Regions from separate parts of the Homo sapiens genome. Here region 2 is linked to region 1. The links are chromatin loops, found by intact Hi-C in ENCODE. Cell type or tissue: heart left ventricle. All regions are shown on one strand.

Region 1 (8,000 bases):
ATTTCACATGAAGCCAGATGCATCCCTTTCCAGAGGAGAGAACGAGTTCAGTTTTGCCTAAGGAGACTGGAAGGGCAAGTGGACATTTGATGTTCTACTCACTCTTCTGTCTGTTTTTCACTGTTAAAGTCACTGACCAAACAAACGTCTAAGCACCCTTGGTCCACCAGCCTTTTGGCTAGGTGGACGGGATACCGGGATGAATACTGAAGCCTGTACCCTCACAGAGCTTACAGCCTGCTTGGAGAAACAGACCAGATACTTACAGTACCATAAACTGCTGTATTCATTAGCAAATATTTACTGAGTGTAGAATGTTCAGGTACTATGCTAGTCTCACTAGGGAATAGCAGTAAACAAAAAAAGCTCCTCTTCTCACAGACTTTCATTTTACTGGGATGAAACAAATAACTGAATACATATAGAGCTAGCTACATAATTACAGAGCCTGGTGCAAAATGAAAATGCAAGGCCCCTTGTTCAAGAAGTATGAAAAAGACATTTTCCTTTCTTCTGTGGTGTCTCCACCAGTCACAGTGTTTTTTATTTGCTACTTAATGTTATACTCTCTTGGCCATAGGGATACTTGCTGGGTGAGTGTAGACCCACAGGCACCTGGAGTCACCCTGGAACTCAGACTCCCCCCAGGCTTGTGCTAAAAGAGGGCACCAGAACATGAGTTGTTCAGGGAATAACAAATAGTCTGATATGGCAAGACCACAGAATTTCTCAAGAAGAAATTACTGATGAGGCACCGTTATAAAGAGTATGTTACTGTGCCTGTTCTTAAGGAGTTTACATTCCAGATGGAAAGATTAAAAGAATAACTATAAAACAGGGAAAATTAAAGAGCCATGGAGAAGGGTTAATAAAGTATAATGGAAGTTCCATGTTATCACATAGCTGATGGGGACAATCCTCTTTATGCCTGTGTCCTAGCATAAATAGGAATAGCATTCCCTTCTGTTCTCAGAAGTGTCTCAGTTCGGATGATAAATTATATATTCACTAGACATCAGTCTTTCTCAACCTTTTTTCTCATTACCATTCCCATAAAGAACCTTTTTAGATGTTTTTTCCCTGTTCACAATGCCATCCCCAGTCCCATGAAATTTTAATACCAGAGATATACTGTACATCTGTTTATGTACTGAGAGCCACAAACCACTGGAGCACAAACCATCTAAGATCTTTTTGTCTCCCAGGAACCCATTTTGATGTCATCCCATTGAGAATGACGCCCTACCCAAATGACATGATTGCATTGTCATTTCTAACTCAGAAGCTGTGTTGTGACTGACAGGTTGATAATGTTTACTATTTCTTCCTTAAAATTTTGTTAAATAAGCAGGCGGCCATTGGCTTGAAGCTGTCTCCACACTTTGAGTTCCTACCTAAGGAATTGTAAGGAACTGCAACCTAACGTGGTACACAAACTGAAAACCAAGCATGGTGTGTAACAAACCCCCAATTCTCAGCCAATCACAAGTAGCTGAGCTTCAGCCCACAGGCTGCCGACAGTGGCCAAATAATTCAAACAAGGAGCTGTAATCAGTCAAGCTATTTCTGTAACTCACTTCCCTTTTCTGTCTATAAAAACTTCCTGTTGGCTAGGCATGACTCACACCTGTAATCCCAATACTTTGGGAGGCTAAGGCAGGAAGATTGCTTGAATCCAGGCGTTCTAGACCAGCCTAGGCAACATAGGGAGACACCATCTCTATGGAAAATTTTTAAAAAATTAGCCAGGCATAGTTATGCACATCTGTAGTCCCAACTACTTGGGAGGGCAAGGCAGGAGAATCCCTCGAGCCCTGGAGTTCTAGATTGCAGTGAACCATGATTGTGCCACTGCACTCCAGCCTGGGTGACAGAGTGAAACCCTGTCTCAAAAAAACAAAACAACAACAACAAAAAACCTCTCTGGCCACGTTGCCGAGAGGAACTCATTTGTCTAAAGTTTTTCTTTTAAAATTTTCTCCTCTCTTGGTTTTGCATTCTCCTACTTCTTTTCCTACATTGCAGACTTTTTCCTCAGTCTCTTCCAAGTGACTTGACTTTGTTTTCCTATTTCCTTTATAAGCTCCTCCTGCCAGGCACGGTGGCTCACGCCTGTAATCCTAGCACTTTAGGAGGCCAAGGCGGATGGGTCGCCTGAGACTGGGAGATCGAGACCAGCCTGGCCAACATGGTAAAACCCCATCTCTACTAAAAATACAAAGATTAGCCGGGGGTGGTGGTGGGCGCCTATAATCCCAGCTACTCAGGAGGCTGAGGCAAGAGAATCGCTTGAACCTAGGGGTTGGAGGTTGCAGTGAGCCAAAATCATGCCACTTCACTCCAGGCTGGGCAAAAGAGCGAAACCCCAACTCTAAATAAATAAATAAGCTGCTCCTATAGGTCATGCTTTTCAGAATGTCAAGGAAGGGGCATCAGAAGGTTATCTGAAGTTTAAGGTATTTGTACTGAAAATGCAAAGGAACCAGAGGCAGTAGAATGTGTCTTCTTTCCTAGGTGGCGGTGATTCCCAGGTCTGGTTGATCAAGACTGCAATGCACAACAGGAACCTCAGAGAACTGTCACAGCAGCTCTCAGTGACACTTAGGATACAGATGCAGCTTAAGTGACCCTTTTTTATATCCATTTAGCACTCATTTTTCCCAAAAGAAGACCTGTTTGGGTCAATTTGTTACTGTCCCAGGGCAGGCTTTTGCACTGTGTCGCTTTAGAGGCAGGGGCGGAGGAAAACTTGGGACTGTAACATCAGTACTGCACAAAGCCCTCTTCCGTATACAGCATAAGCACTATTCTATAAAATCCCCAGCAAGCCTTTGTTTCCTTGCAGTCAGCTCCTTTTCTGCTGATTCTGCCCATTGCTCCCTTGCAACGTATTTTCATGCTTTCTCTAATGATTCTGCCTTTCTTTACTTACAACTGCCTTGGTAAATTTTTCTGCCACAGCGCCACTGGCCTCAGATAGTCACCACTCACCTGCAACAAGCCTGAGAGCCAATTAAGACAAGGCTTTCCCCAAGTAGCACAAATGTATATACCACTACTGTAGTTACTTAATGTACTCATTTATCATTTTAAAATTACCTTATGTACCATCAGTTACATGGTATAACTCTTACAGGAAAAACCAAATTAATGGAACTCTGCAATTCAATGTACCCCTTCCTCTGCCTCCAGCAGAAGCAACAGGGGACATAAATTCCAACTTTAGATGCTACTCTTATAGCATCTACAAGACTTACTACACTGTGTGTGTGTGTGTGTGTGTGTGTGCGTGCGTGTGTGTGTGTTACAGAGTCTCACTCTGTCGCCCAGGCTGGAGTGCAGTGGCGGGGTCTTGGCTCACTGCAACCTCTGCCTCCTGGGTCCAAGCGATTCTCCTGCCTCAGCCTCCCGAGTAGCTGGGATTGTACAGGCGTCCGCCACCACGCCTGGCTAATTTTTGTATTTTTATTAGAGATGGGATTTCACCATGTTGGCCAGGCTGGTCTCAAACTCCCTACCTCAAGTGATTTGCCCGCCTCGGCCTCCCAAATTGCTGGGATTACAGGTGTGAGCCACAGCGCCCAACCGTACTTCTTACACCTAAAAATGGTTCAAAACACCATAGAATAATTTTCAAAATAATTGAATTCTGAGTTAAAATTTTTCAGCACTTTCAGGGGCCTGAGCTTTTGCTATGAATCTGGATCTATTCTCAAGCCATGAAGTAGCGTATTTTTGACCATGTTGATTTGAAATTCATTCCGTTGTTTCCTTCTTTTTTAAAACCTAAGGGAAAAACAAACAGACATACACAGGATTTGAAAAGCTGGAAAGCAGTGGGTAGCGGCTCGGGAGAAGATGAGGGGTCAGATTAGAAGACGAGAAAGGAATCCAGTCCGCCCCAGACAGGACAAGTCCGGAAGGATGGAGGCAGCGTTTCCTTCCTCAACAGCCTAAACGCCTCTATTTTTTACATCCAAACTTAGGCCATATTTCTGCGGCGCCAAGAAAACGCAGTAAAAGCAAAGGCAAGATGTCCTTAAAAAAAAAAAAGGTCACATTCACAGAATACCGAGGAGACGGAGGCAGCTCTGCAACCCGTCCACTGAGACGCGGACACGCTCCCCACAGCCCCGGCCCCAGGCCCGCGCCCCTTCCCCCGCCGGCGGCTCGGATGGGTCGCTAGGGGTCGCTGCGCGCCGCGCGGGCGAGGACCGGCCTCTTTCCCCCACCTCCACCGTCTCGCTGCTCCGCCCCCGCGGCGTAGTCGGCGCCAAAATCAAACGCGTCCTGGCCTGTCCCGCCCCTCTCCCCAAGCGCGGGCCCGGCCAGCGGAAGCCCCTGCGCCCGCGCCATGGTAAGGACTGAGGCTACGGTCCCGCGTCTTCTTCCTCCCTAGTGTGTGGGCTTCGCCGCCCCTCGGCTGCATGTGGATCCCGGCCTGGCGTTGACCGCCATTCCGGGCCGCGGGAGCGGTCGCCCGGCTCTCGGCCTCACCGTGTAGGGGCCCAGCCCGGCCCCGCCGCAGCCACTCCGCACTCTGCGGCGTTCCCCGCCGCTCCTGTCCGGAGTCCCGAGGCGCGGGGGCATCCGCGGCCTCCCCGCCGGCTGCACCCCGCGTCTGTCCCCAGGGCCCGTTCGGGCGGGTTAGGTTAGAACGCGGGAAGCGTTCGCGAACGTGACCCGAGAACTTCACCAACCTGGATTTATCTAAAAGACCACGGGGCCCTTGAGAACCTGGGCTCCCTACGCCTCCAGCTTCGGCCCCGCGTGGTGTAGCCCCCCCCATTAAGAACGGGGAGAGAAAGCGCAAGTGGGCGGGAGGGACTGCGGGGAGCGAACGTCTTGATCCCAAAGCGCACTCCTGGTTTGTCACCATTGAGTGGTTTTCTGTATTGTAATATGTAGAGCACATTCCAGAACTGCTCAGTTTCGAGTTACCTAATGGATCTTCACTGTGTGCCAATTAGTCGATTTCTGTGAAAACGCCCCGGTTTCTGCCAAAGGGCAGGAGTCGCTGCTCTTGTGCCGGGTGCTGCTGGTTGTGTAGGGCGCTGTTGCTTTTTTAAGGACGCTCTGCACTGAATTAGGCTTCCTCGTGGGTCATGATCAGTTAAGTCCTGGTAAGATCGGCTTTGTGAGCTTAACGTCTTTCTGCTCATCAAATCATTTTCATAAACCTTCAAAGTTTCATGCCGTTTTTTCTGCTTCAGTTGGCGAAGAATCAACATCTGGTTAAATGGATCTAAGATTTTAATATCTTCATTTACTTACGTGGCCGTTAAATGTTGCCGAGCTAAGGGGGGCAGGGTGGGACACCAGGATCCAGTTGTATGGTATTTATTTGAAGATATTTGTCCAGATGTAGTTATAAATGATAACGGCTTCTTTGTGGTTAAACTAACAACCCAGCCACCTGGGCGTGAAGTGCTCTAAGGAGCCAAACAGGACTACAGTTAAAACAAATCTGTTAGCAGTGCCCTTCTGTGTTACAATTTTTCTCTGCAGAGTTGCTGGCCTCGTATAACTGACTTGGAGAACTGTGCAGCTCAAACGCGCGTTGTCCTTTTACCTAATCTATCTCTCTACACATGAATCACCTGCTAATACTAAATGTGTTAACTCTTTAGAAGCTTACCTCCGATAATAGAGAATCCTTTTAAAAAATTAAAGCTTTTGATAAGATGTGGACTTCCTATTTTTTAATATGTGATCGAGAAATAAATTTAGTGTTGGTCAAAGGTAAACTTTTGATTGATTATGAATTAATAGCTGTTTTCATTTGGTTAGGCATCCTAAGTAAATAGTTAATGAGTTCAGGCAATTTTTGAAATTGGAGAAGTGCAGTGCTGAACTCTGAGAGCAGCAGTGATGTCTACTTAATAATTCTTCATAATTTTATCGTAATTGATTAGTAGGGCTGGCTGTAGGAATTCCATAACTTCTAACTGAGAAGGTTCCTCAGATAACATGATTTTTTAAGTGGTTTAAAATACTTCCAGAAAGCTTCATAGTCCTTGAGTCAGGTTTTGAGTCTCCTGACTTACTAATTTGAATGCATCTCTAACTTATACTATCAGGTTTTTCCTAGTCTTAATTAAATATTAGATAAATCCTCATTGATTTTTTTGAGAAGTTTCTAAATATGAGTATTAATATGGCATCTTTTTACATTAGTTATTTTAATTCTGGCTATGATACTCCTACTGTGGTTAATAATAGAAATTATTTCTAGTCATGAAAGAGACTGATGAATAAATCAGCCTGAAAACAAGGTAAATGGATGATACAGCTCATCCACATTTCTTGAGTAACTTTCATAGCTGCTGAGCTGAGTGTTGAGAGCTTTCCTAAAACTGGGTACCCCAGGACGCTAGATTCTCCTCATTGCCTGCCTCTGGGGGGCAGATTCTTGTGGAGTGCAAGGAGCTGTTTCGAATATCAAAATGTTAGGAGTCTTTCCTAACACTTCAGGATCTGCTTTCTGCTAGTGCAGCGACACACTGAAATTCTAAAGGGATTCCCATTGCCCCGCAGCGCCCTTGACATGGCCTTCAGATTCTGGGCTGACAAAAGTAGGGTTCTCAACCCTGGGGCACAATTAAAAAATATGTTGGAGAGGATTTTTAAAATAAGTTGGAGGATTTAAAAAATATGTTGCCCAGGTCCCATTCCAGAGATTTTGATTCCATTCATTAGAGATGAGCCTGGGCATCGGTATTTTTTAAAAACTCCTGAGGTGATTCTAATGTATGGCAGTTTAGGACCTATTGGACTAGAAAAATATGTTGAAGGAGTCTTCTAACTGTTATGAATTTCATGCTTGATTTGTCAGATACTGCAGAGGTGAGAATGAAGGGAGGCAAATAGAGCAGTCCTGGACCCTAGCTCTCAGCCCTAGGTTTAGTGAGCAGATCTGTATGGGTTCCTGGAGTTTGCCTAACTGAGATTTCTCTGATTTGTCTCTTCAAGCCAGGCAATACATGATGTCACTGAATTCACTATGATTAATTCACCTGTTATATCTATGGGAGTATGGTAGGTGTTGGGGGGCTTAGGAGCCTGAGCAGCCTCAAATTTTAGAGTTGGGGGCTTTAGATACATGGTCCTAAAATTAAGAGCTTTATGTCTCCCTTGTCTAACTTGGCACTAAGCCCTGGAAAGGCAAAGGCAGTTCATGTTCTGAAGAAGTTTTTCAGTGTGCTGATACGGACAAGTAAACATCTTTTCAATGTAGTGAGTGATTTGATGAAGGTGTGTTCTGGGAATACATGCTTAGCCTGTGAACTCAGGGAAGTTCTGGAGGGAGAGTGCCTAAACTAAGCCTTGGGAGATGTTTTGGAGTTTTGACTAGGCAAGAAGTGAGGATGTTCTAGGTGGAGGAACATTTTTTTTAAGGATGGAAATGAGAGCATTCTTCGAGTAGATAATTACAGGCAGTTTTTGTATTACAAGTTGCTTAGGTCTCCATACTGTTAATGGCAAAGTTTGAGGTGGGGTGTGGTGGAAGAGGCTATAAAAGGTAGGTTGGGGTTAGGTGATAAAGGGCCTTGTATATCATACTGGGGTACTCAGAAACGTCTGGATGTCTGGGAGCCACTGGAGGGTTTTGAGCAAGGCAGGGAAAAAGGTCTTATTTATGTTTTCCCAGTGCGGAATGTGAACATAGAGGGTGAGTCAAAGTGTGGTTAGGGGACTGGAGGTATATTGCAGGAGATAGATGATGAAGGCCTGAATGAGGCAGTGGTAGTAGAGATAGAACAGACAGGACAGATAAGAGAAATAATTAAATGCTGAAACTGGCAGAACTTGGTGATTGGTTGGATGTGAGATAAGGAGGTGAAGGTACCTAGGATGACTGTCAGGCCTCTGGCTTGGGTCACGAGATAGTATCTGAGACTCAAGGTCTAGAACAGCAAGTTTGTGGGGAGTAGGTATGAGAGAGGAAGAGTTCAGTTTAGACTGACGGAGTTGAAGTTTGTCCAGCAGGCGGGTAGATG
Region 2 (8,000 bases), 410 kb after region 1:
CATCTTTAAATCATTTATCTCTTCTTTCATTTTACTATATGCAGTTAAAAGAAGCCATGCAGGTCCTTCAATATATTGCTTAGAAATTTCTTTCACCAGATATCCTGGTTCATTGCTCTTAACTCTGCCTTCCATAAAGCCCTCCAGCATGGACACAGTTAAGCCAAGTTCTTTGTGACTTTATAATGAGGATGGCCGTTACTCCAGCTTCCGATACCTTGTTCCTCATTTTCTGTCTAAGACCTCAGGATAATGGCTTCTATTGTTCATATTTCTACCAACATTCTGACCATGACCACTTAAGTGATCGCTAAAAAGTTTCAGCCTTTCTCTATAGTTCTTTTCTTCTTCTGAGCCCTCACCAGACTTGCCTTTAATACTCCATTACAGCAAGACCAGCTATTTCTAGCCTGTTCCTTCAAACTCTTCCAGCCTCTGCCCAATTACACAGTTCCAAAGCTGCTTCCCCATTTTCAGGCATTTGTTATAGTAACAGACCCACTTCTTCGTATCAATTTTCTTTCTTAGTCTGTTTTCTGCTGTTATAACAGAATACCACAGACTGGGTAATAAATAATAAACAGCAATGTATTGCCTCATGGTCTGGAGGCTAGAAAGTACAAGACAGAGGGATTTGCATCTTGCAAGGGCCTTCTTGCTGTGTCATCTCATGGCAGAAGGTGAGAGGGCAAGAGAGAATGAGAGAGAAAATGGGTCCACATTCATGTTTTTATAATAAACCCACTCCCACAATAATTAATGGCATTAATCCATTCACAAGGGCAGAGCCCTTATGGCCAAATCGCCTCTTATTAGGCCCCACCTCCCAGCACTGTTGCATTGGGGATTAAATCTCCAACACAAGAACTTTGGGGGATACATTCAAACCATAGCAGACACCCTAAACCATTTCTTTTGGCTATTCTAATCCTCCTTTTCCTGGACTGTTGGCAGAAGTTGTTCATGCATGAAGGGAAAACTGGTTTACTTAAACCAGGGTTTTTCAGTCTTGGCACCATTGACATTTTAGGCCAGATAATTTTTGTTGTGGGGAGCTGTTCTGCATTGGAGGATGTTTACCAGCATCCCTGGCCTCTATCCACCAGGTGCCAGTTGCAACTCCCCTCCCCCTTTTCACCCCCCACAAGTCTTGACAGTCAAAAATGTTTCCAGACATTGCCAAATGTCTCCTGGGAGTGAAATTGCACTTGGTTGAGAACCACTGACTTAAACCAAGGCAGTTCCTTCAAAGTGCTAACCAAGGGAGAACATGTCCTGGAAAAAAACAGTCAAGCTGATACAAGCTGGAGCAGGCTCCCAGCAGCCACGGGGATGACTCACATTGTAGGATCGGCCATGCCTCTGTCTCCACTGAACCAGCACTATCTGGGCAATGACCAGAACGCAGAGGAAGATCAAGATCATTTCCACGTGCATGGAATCGTGGCCCCGGTGCATCTTGTACATCCTCTCCTGCTGCAGGCTGGAACCAGCAAAATGAGGTCATCTGAAAAAGCCCTCAACCTTGCGCATTTAGCAAAAAAAACAAAAAACAAAAAACAAAAAAACAAAAAACAGGTTTGGCTTACAAAAAGCAACAGGGGATTTCAAATATAAGGGTTGGTAAGCTTTGATTGTAAAGTTTTTCTAAGTTTTTCTTGGTTTCTTCCCTTTCCCTAGATCTGGAGAAGGAGCAGCTGGGAGGAGGAGCCTGACTTTCTTAGCAAAACCAGTTCCTTTGCTTTCCCATGTGGTTGGCCTCAGCCTTGTCTTTTAAGTTAAGTGATGGGGCTAAAAAAAGTAATGAGCCCCAGGAAGACCTGGGGTCCAGTCCCTGATCTGCCACTTCATTGCCTCACAACCTTGGGGAAGTCATTTATCCTCTCTGAGCCTCAGTTTCCTCATTTGCAAATTTCAAATAACCATCCTTCTGTAACTGACAAGGTTGTTGTAAGACTATAAAGCACATGTTATTTTATTTGTGTCTATATAAGGAATAATTATTATTGAGCTGCATCATATGAAACTTCAATTTTTGAAAGTCAAAAACAGTCAAACGTTGGTAATTTTAAATCATTTGCTACTATTTCAAGTAAAAGGAAACCCTGCAGATGGTGCTTATGCCAGAGGAGAGAATATTATCCAGGGGGCAATGGAAAGCTTCTGAATGAGTTGTATAAATTGTTACAGGACTATAATAGAGAGAAAGAATAGGCTTAAGTATTATCTTAGACATGCACAGACATTCCCATGATGGCTGAATGTTCCCATTTTAGCTGGATGCTTAGTTTTGCACAATTGTAGAGAAAATCAACAAAATAGTTTGTCATCTCTTTTAACGTTCTGGGGTAGCCTCGATGAAAACCTAGAGCAGTCGTTCTTGACCTTGTCTGTAAGTTAGGAAACACTGGGAAGCTTTAAAAAAATCTTAACCCCCCATATCCAGATCAATTAGATGACCATTTCTGGGTGTTGGGGGCTGAATTTCACCCTCTCAAAATTCATACACTGATGTCCTAATCCCCTGTACTTCAACATGCCAACCAAAACCTGCCAGCACCTTAATCTTGGACTTTCAGCCTCCAGAACTGTGAGAAAATAAATTTCTGATTTTTAAGCCACCTATTCTGTGGTATTTTGTTATGGTATTCCTAGCAAATTAATACAGATTTGCAGAATGGGATGTGACATCAGGAATTTTTCAGGCATCCCATGTGATTTTAAGGGGCAGCCAAGATTGAGAACCACAAGCCTAGCAGAAGAGAAAGAGGCCCAGGGTCAAGATGAGTGAACATGGGGAAAAATCATGAATGCTGTCAGTTACTTTCTAAATACTGGTTATCATTATCTTTCATCCCTAGTGTGGCACCATCAGTCACAAAATCTCTTAAGTTTCCACTTACGTCTAGTTACAATATGCAGTTAGCTAATGTACCACCCAGAAAACACCACAGGGTAACAGTCTGTGCCGTGAGATAGTGACCTTTTAAAGGCACTTGATGGGTATGTGGGTTGGGTTCTCTCCCTCTGCCAGCATTTCTACAGCTACTCCAAAGAGCAGTGAATGCCTCAGAAAAGGGTCTCATCCAAATCCCAAGGGTGCCCCCTGCTGGAAAAGGTGTAGAAATCAGCCCACAGAGCCCAGTAAATACTGCTCAAGTTCAGTTTCTTTGAGAGGGATTCTCAGAATGTCAGTGCTGGAAGTTACCATAGATGGAATGAATCTCCCTCATTTATCAAATGACGAAGATGAAATCCATATCAGGTAAGCAACTTGAATAAAATTACGTGGCTCTTAGTCTCTCTATTGGAAGCTGAGCTCAGGAGACAGGAATGATTTCTAGAAGCTCATTTAAACAAACAAGCAAAAAAACAAACTTGTTCCCCTGAAGATATGGGAAGAAAAATGAAAAGAATACAAGTGCTTAGTTGTGGTTTATACAGCTCCAAATCTAAAATAGCTGTTTAATATTCTATATAATTAACAGACTTTGAACTTACGGCATATAGATAAAAGAGTGACTTCATCATCAGTCTAAAATAGGATTTGCATAGATATAAAATAAAATATGCTTTATGAGATTAATCTATTAATCTGTTATATGAGATTAATCTATAATAAAAATGCATCTCAAATTGGTTAGCCTATGTTGAAGTACTTTGAAAAGTATATATTGGTGTACAAATGTAGTAAGTATTTTCCTTTTTGAGTAGGAATATATCCAAAATTGACTCCTGTAATACAAAAAAGGAGGAGCTTTTCATTCTTATTTCACTTCATGTGGTGCTCACAGGGCCCAATGGCCCTACAGTATGCACCAGAACACAGGGGCAATGGTATAGGAACAAAACCAGTGTATCTTGTGCCTAAAATAAATAGTAACTTGACACAGCCATATTTTGAAGGATATATTAATCCACCTTTGTGGGACTGCATGATCTTTTTCTACAGATCATGCTGTAGAAAACAGATGAAATCCATGCATTTTGGTCTGTAGTATTTGTGTATCCTACCCCATCTTCTCTATCCTGGAAAATTTACAAATAAAATGATGACTTCATTCATTTTCTCAACTGTTAAGATAAAAATCTAATTTTTAGCAAAACAACTCTTAAAAAATACTAATTACTTACTTCCATGTGTCTTCTGCAGAAAGCTTTGTATGAGAGAGCTGAAAAACATAAAAAGGGCCCTTATCAAAAAATGTCCTTATTTTCTTGGTTTTTCTGTGAAAGCAATATATGGGAAACCCAGACCATGAAAAATAACAATGTCACATAGTATTTGAATAATTTGGGATAAAAGTCCTAGTAAAATAATTTGCTTACAGAACTAAAACAACACAAACAAAAAAAGAGTAATCAGGTCACTATTAATAAATATTTGATCCTGTTCCTGGATCAGAGAATCAGATGAGGCTCCATTTCTGTGGTTTTGTTTTGGCAAATCAGTCAAAGTTACAGAGAGTGGTCTCCCAATAGGCCATGCTACTCTGGCTTCTAGGATATGAAGTGTGAGTCTGAGCATCCCTAAAAACCATCTGTTTTGCTGGTATCTTAAATGATTGCAGTGAGTAAATATCTCCAATGTCAGTGAGTAAATATCATTTCCAAGTTCAAAGTTTCAGAGACAGAGCTGAGCAGAGGCTCCGTTGATTTGGAGCATTCTTGTACTCTCTTGTTAAGAAGGCATCATTACTGACCCCAGGGAAGGGAGTAATCTGGGCTTGTGCCCTTACAAATTGAGCTGGAAAGCACAGACATCGTCTCCAGAACCATGCTTTTTGGATGACCTGCAGAGTCCACCCATGGACTACCTTTTCTAGATTATTGCTAACCCACTACATTTGGTCATTTGAAACCTTTAAGGCCAATCATTGGAAAGACGTAATCGTGTAACTTTGGTGGAGAGCACAGAAGAGCATAGACAACCAATGTTTTTGCCCCCAAAGCAGAAGTTAGCAGAAAGGGACCTGTGGAACAAAGGAGGAGACTCATGCACCTTGACTACCTGAGGCTTGCTTCACTCCTGGAACTCAACACTTGAGCCCAGATGTTGTGACCTCCATTTGAATATTAGGGACCCACCTGGTGGGATCACCTGGGGGCAGGGAGCCATGGAGAAGTTGCCAGTATTACCCCCTGTGCCACCCACTTCTTTCCTGGCATCACCCAGAAAGGTCCTGGCATTGTGCAAATATTGCCTAAACTTATACTTTTCTATTTCATCCAAAGCCTTGTTCTCTCTTAAATGTGAGAAAGAAAACCTTAAAAGTACTAGAAGAAAACATGGGTAAACATGTTTATAATTCTGCAGTGGAAAAGGCATTTTTAAGTATAATGTAGAGCCCAGAAATTATAAAGTTAAAAAATGACAGATTTTGAGGACATTTAAAATAAAATACATTATAGTCCTCAATATTTGAAAGACAAATTGAACTGGGGAAAGCATAACATATGTGAGGGGCAAAAAACTAATAAGCATATGTAAAAAGGGTTTTTATAATTTAATCAAAAAGAGACAGTCCAAAAGGGCAAAGTACATGAATGAGAAATTCACGAATTGAGATATACAAATGACAAATAAATTTATGGAAAGGTGTTCAAACTCACTAGTAATAACTGTGTTTAAAAAAAAAGTAAAAATGAGGACTTCTATTGAAACACGGTAAATAAAAAAAGTGCACTTACCTCCTCTCCCTCCCCAAACACCACTAGAACAATAGCAAAAGGACATAAACCTCCAAGTCCAAGGAGAATGAGAGAGGAGTCCAGAGCAGCCAATTCTGAAACTGACCAGCAGATGGGCCAGCGGAAAGGGACACTGGGACACCACAGGGCAAAAGACACCGAAGCCCACCAGCATGCGGGCAGTGCAGAGCAGAATGTGTGTGCTAAGACCCTCAGGAGGGCTGTGGATTGCGGGCTCCTAGGGCGTCTAGAAGTGGGGGATGCAACCGGGGTTAGTAACAGAAGGTTCACTGAAAGTCAGTTTAAGGTTTGGTGGCCCCCACACTAGCAGAATACTAGTGGCTAAACCGGAGGCACAGGCCAAGAGGCACCAGGCATGTGGAGGGAGAGTAGAGGACACTGGCAGCCCTCATCTGAGTCTAGAGAGCCCTAGCACCATCCTCCCTGGCAGCATCACCTCTAGATCCGGCTGCAGGGGCCCTGCCTTGCTTTAGAGGACCCTGGACATCTCAAACCCTGAAACACAAAATAACTGTGTTTTTATCTTTTCTCTCTCTCTCTCTCTCTTTTTTTTTTTCCCGAGGTGGAGTCTTGCTTTTGTCGCCCAGGCTAGAGTGCAATGGTGCGATCTCAGCTCACTGCAACCTCTGCCTCCCGGGTTCAAGCGATTCTCCTGCCTTAGCCTCTTGAGTAGCTGGGACTACAGGCACTCGCCACCATGCCCAGCTAAATTTTTCTATTTTTAGTAGAGACGGGGTTTCGCCATGTTGGCCAGGCTGGTCTCCAACTCCTGACCTCAGGTGATCCGCCCACCTCGACCTCTCAAAGTGCTGGGATTACAGGCGTGAGCCACTGTGCCTGGTGTCTTTTCTGTCTCTTAAGAAAATATTTTGAGGCTGGGCGTGGTGGCTCACACCTGTAATCCCAGCACTTTGGGAGGCCGAGGCGGGCGTATCACGAGGTCAGGAGATAGAGACCATCCTGGCTAACATGGTGAAATCCCGTCTCTACTAAAAATACAAAAAATTAGCCTGGCGTGGTTGTAGGCGCCTGTAGTCCCAGCTACTCAGGAGGATGCGGTAGGAGAATGGTGTGAACCCGGGAGGTGGAACTTGCAGTGAGCTGAGATCGCGCCACTGCACTCCAGCCTGGGTGACAGAGCAAGACTCCGTCTCAAAAAAAAAAAAAAAATTATGAAAGTCTGGTAACTGATTGAGTGAGTAGACCTTGATTGGAGAGAGATGATGTAGGGCTGACACCCCAGGGGACTGGCAGGTTGGGGAGAAGAAAAAGAATAGCCTGTGCTCTGGGAAACTGGAGATAAAGTTTTGAAATTTGGCCATCCCAAACCATCTAAGTGGGATCTTGGCTGACCAGGCTCCTCAATTAACTGCAGTGAGGTAGTCTGGGAGCAGCTTGGAACTGCTTGGAAATCCCGAGTCTGAAAAGTGAGATGTGTGGTGGGAGATCCTATCTACCACAGCTTCCTTGGGAGTCAGTGGGGTCAGTCCACATCCCTGGTTTAGGCACCGTAGTGAGTTGAATTGTGTCCTCCCAAAAGATATGTTTGAGTCCTAACCCCCAGTACCTGTGAATGTGATCTTATCTGGCAATAGGGTATTTGCAGATGTAATTGAGGACCTCAGAATAAGACCATCTGGATTTGGGGCAGGTCCTAAATCCAATGCCTAGTGTCCTTGCAAGAGAAAGGAGCGGAAGATTTGACATCCAGAGACACAGACACAGAATAGCAAGGCAGAGTAGATGGCCGTGTGAAGACAGAAGCAGGAACCAGAGGGATGCAGCCACAAGCCAGGAACACCTGGAGTCACCAGAGACTGGAAGGGGCAAGTAAGAAGTCTCCCCTAGAGTCTTTGGAGGGAGCATGACCCTGTTGACACCTAGATTTTGAACTCCTGGCCTCCAGAACTGTGAGATAATACATTTTTTTGTTGTTATGGAGGACCTAGGAAACTAGTACAGGTACATTGAAACTTCCATCTTCCCTGTCCCAGCAGATCCTTGCTACCACTCAAGCCTGCAGCCAGCACTGCAGGTAGGGAGAATGTGGCTACACGGGCCACAAGTGGACCTGCAGGCAGGGCTGTAAGAGCAGATCAGTTGATGATACTTAGACACGTGGCACGAGGGCCTCCATTTGTGCTCTTGGCCTAGGCATGTTAGACATGGGCTTGCCCACTTGGCTGGCAGCCAGACATGCCCCTTACACAGGGAATGAATCAATTTAAGCCAAGAGAAAAGACCTATAGATGGACAGTCCTTGTTCTCCCTACAAAAAGGCCCAGCCA

What was found. Peaks named below come from ENCODE experiments on the same cell type or tissue, not always from the same donor. Only the 100,000 strongest peaks of a DNase experiment are listed, where the experiment ranks them.
Region 2: a loop joins it to region 1, with 4 times the contacts of the local background. A loop is called at or near these places in 51 of 110 quality-filtered maps.

Annotation. Positions count from the first base shown.
Region 1 is chr4:153,340,384-153,348,383 of GRCh38, forward strand. MND1 (meiotic nuclear divisions 1) reads left to right here and starts at 4,305. Exons shown (of 8, transcript NM_032117.4): 1 at 4,305-4,357. The coding sequence starts at 4,355. RefSeq lists silencers at 4,074-4,383, 4,514-4,673 and enhancers at 5,154-5,213, 5,294-5,413. In heart left ventricle, CTCF peaks have their summits at 4,160 (motif pointing right) and 6,399 (motif pointing right); DNase peaks (open chromatin) are centred at 4,248 and 4,698; H3K4me3 peaks cover 2,112 bases.
Region 2 is chr4:153,747,304-153,755,303 of GRCh38, forward strand. It overlaps RNF175 (ring finger protein 175), which reads right to left. Exons shown (of 9, transcript NM_173662.4): 2 at 4,135-4,172; 3 at 1,342-1,483. Among named protein-coding and RNA genes, the nearest start is that of RNF175, 8.7 kb to the right of the region's middle. RefSeq lists a silencer at 2,874-3,168. In heart left ventricle, a CTCF peak has its summit at 3,116 (motif pointing left); no DNase peak of the experiment used is centred here.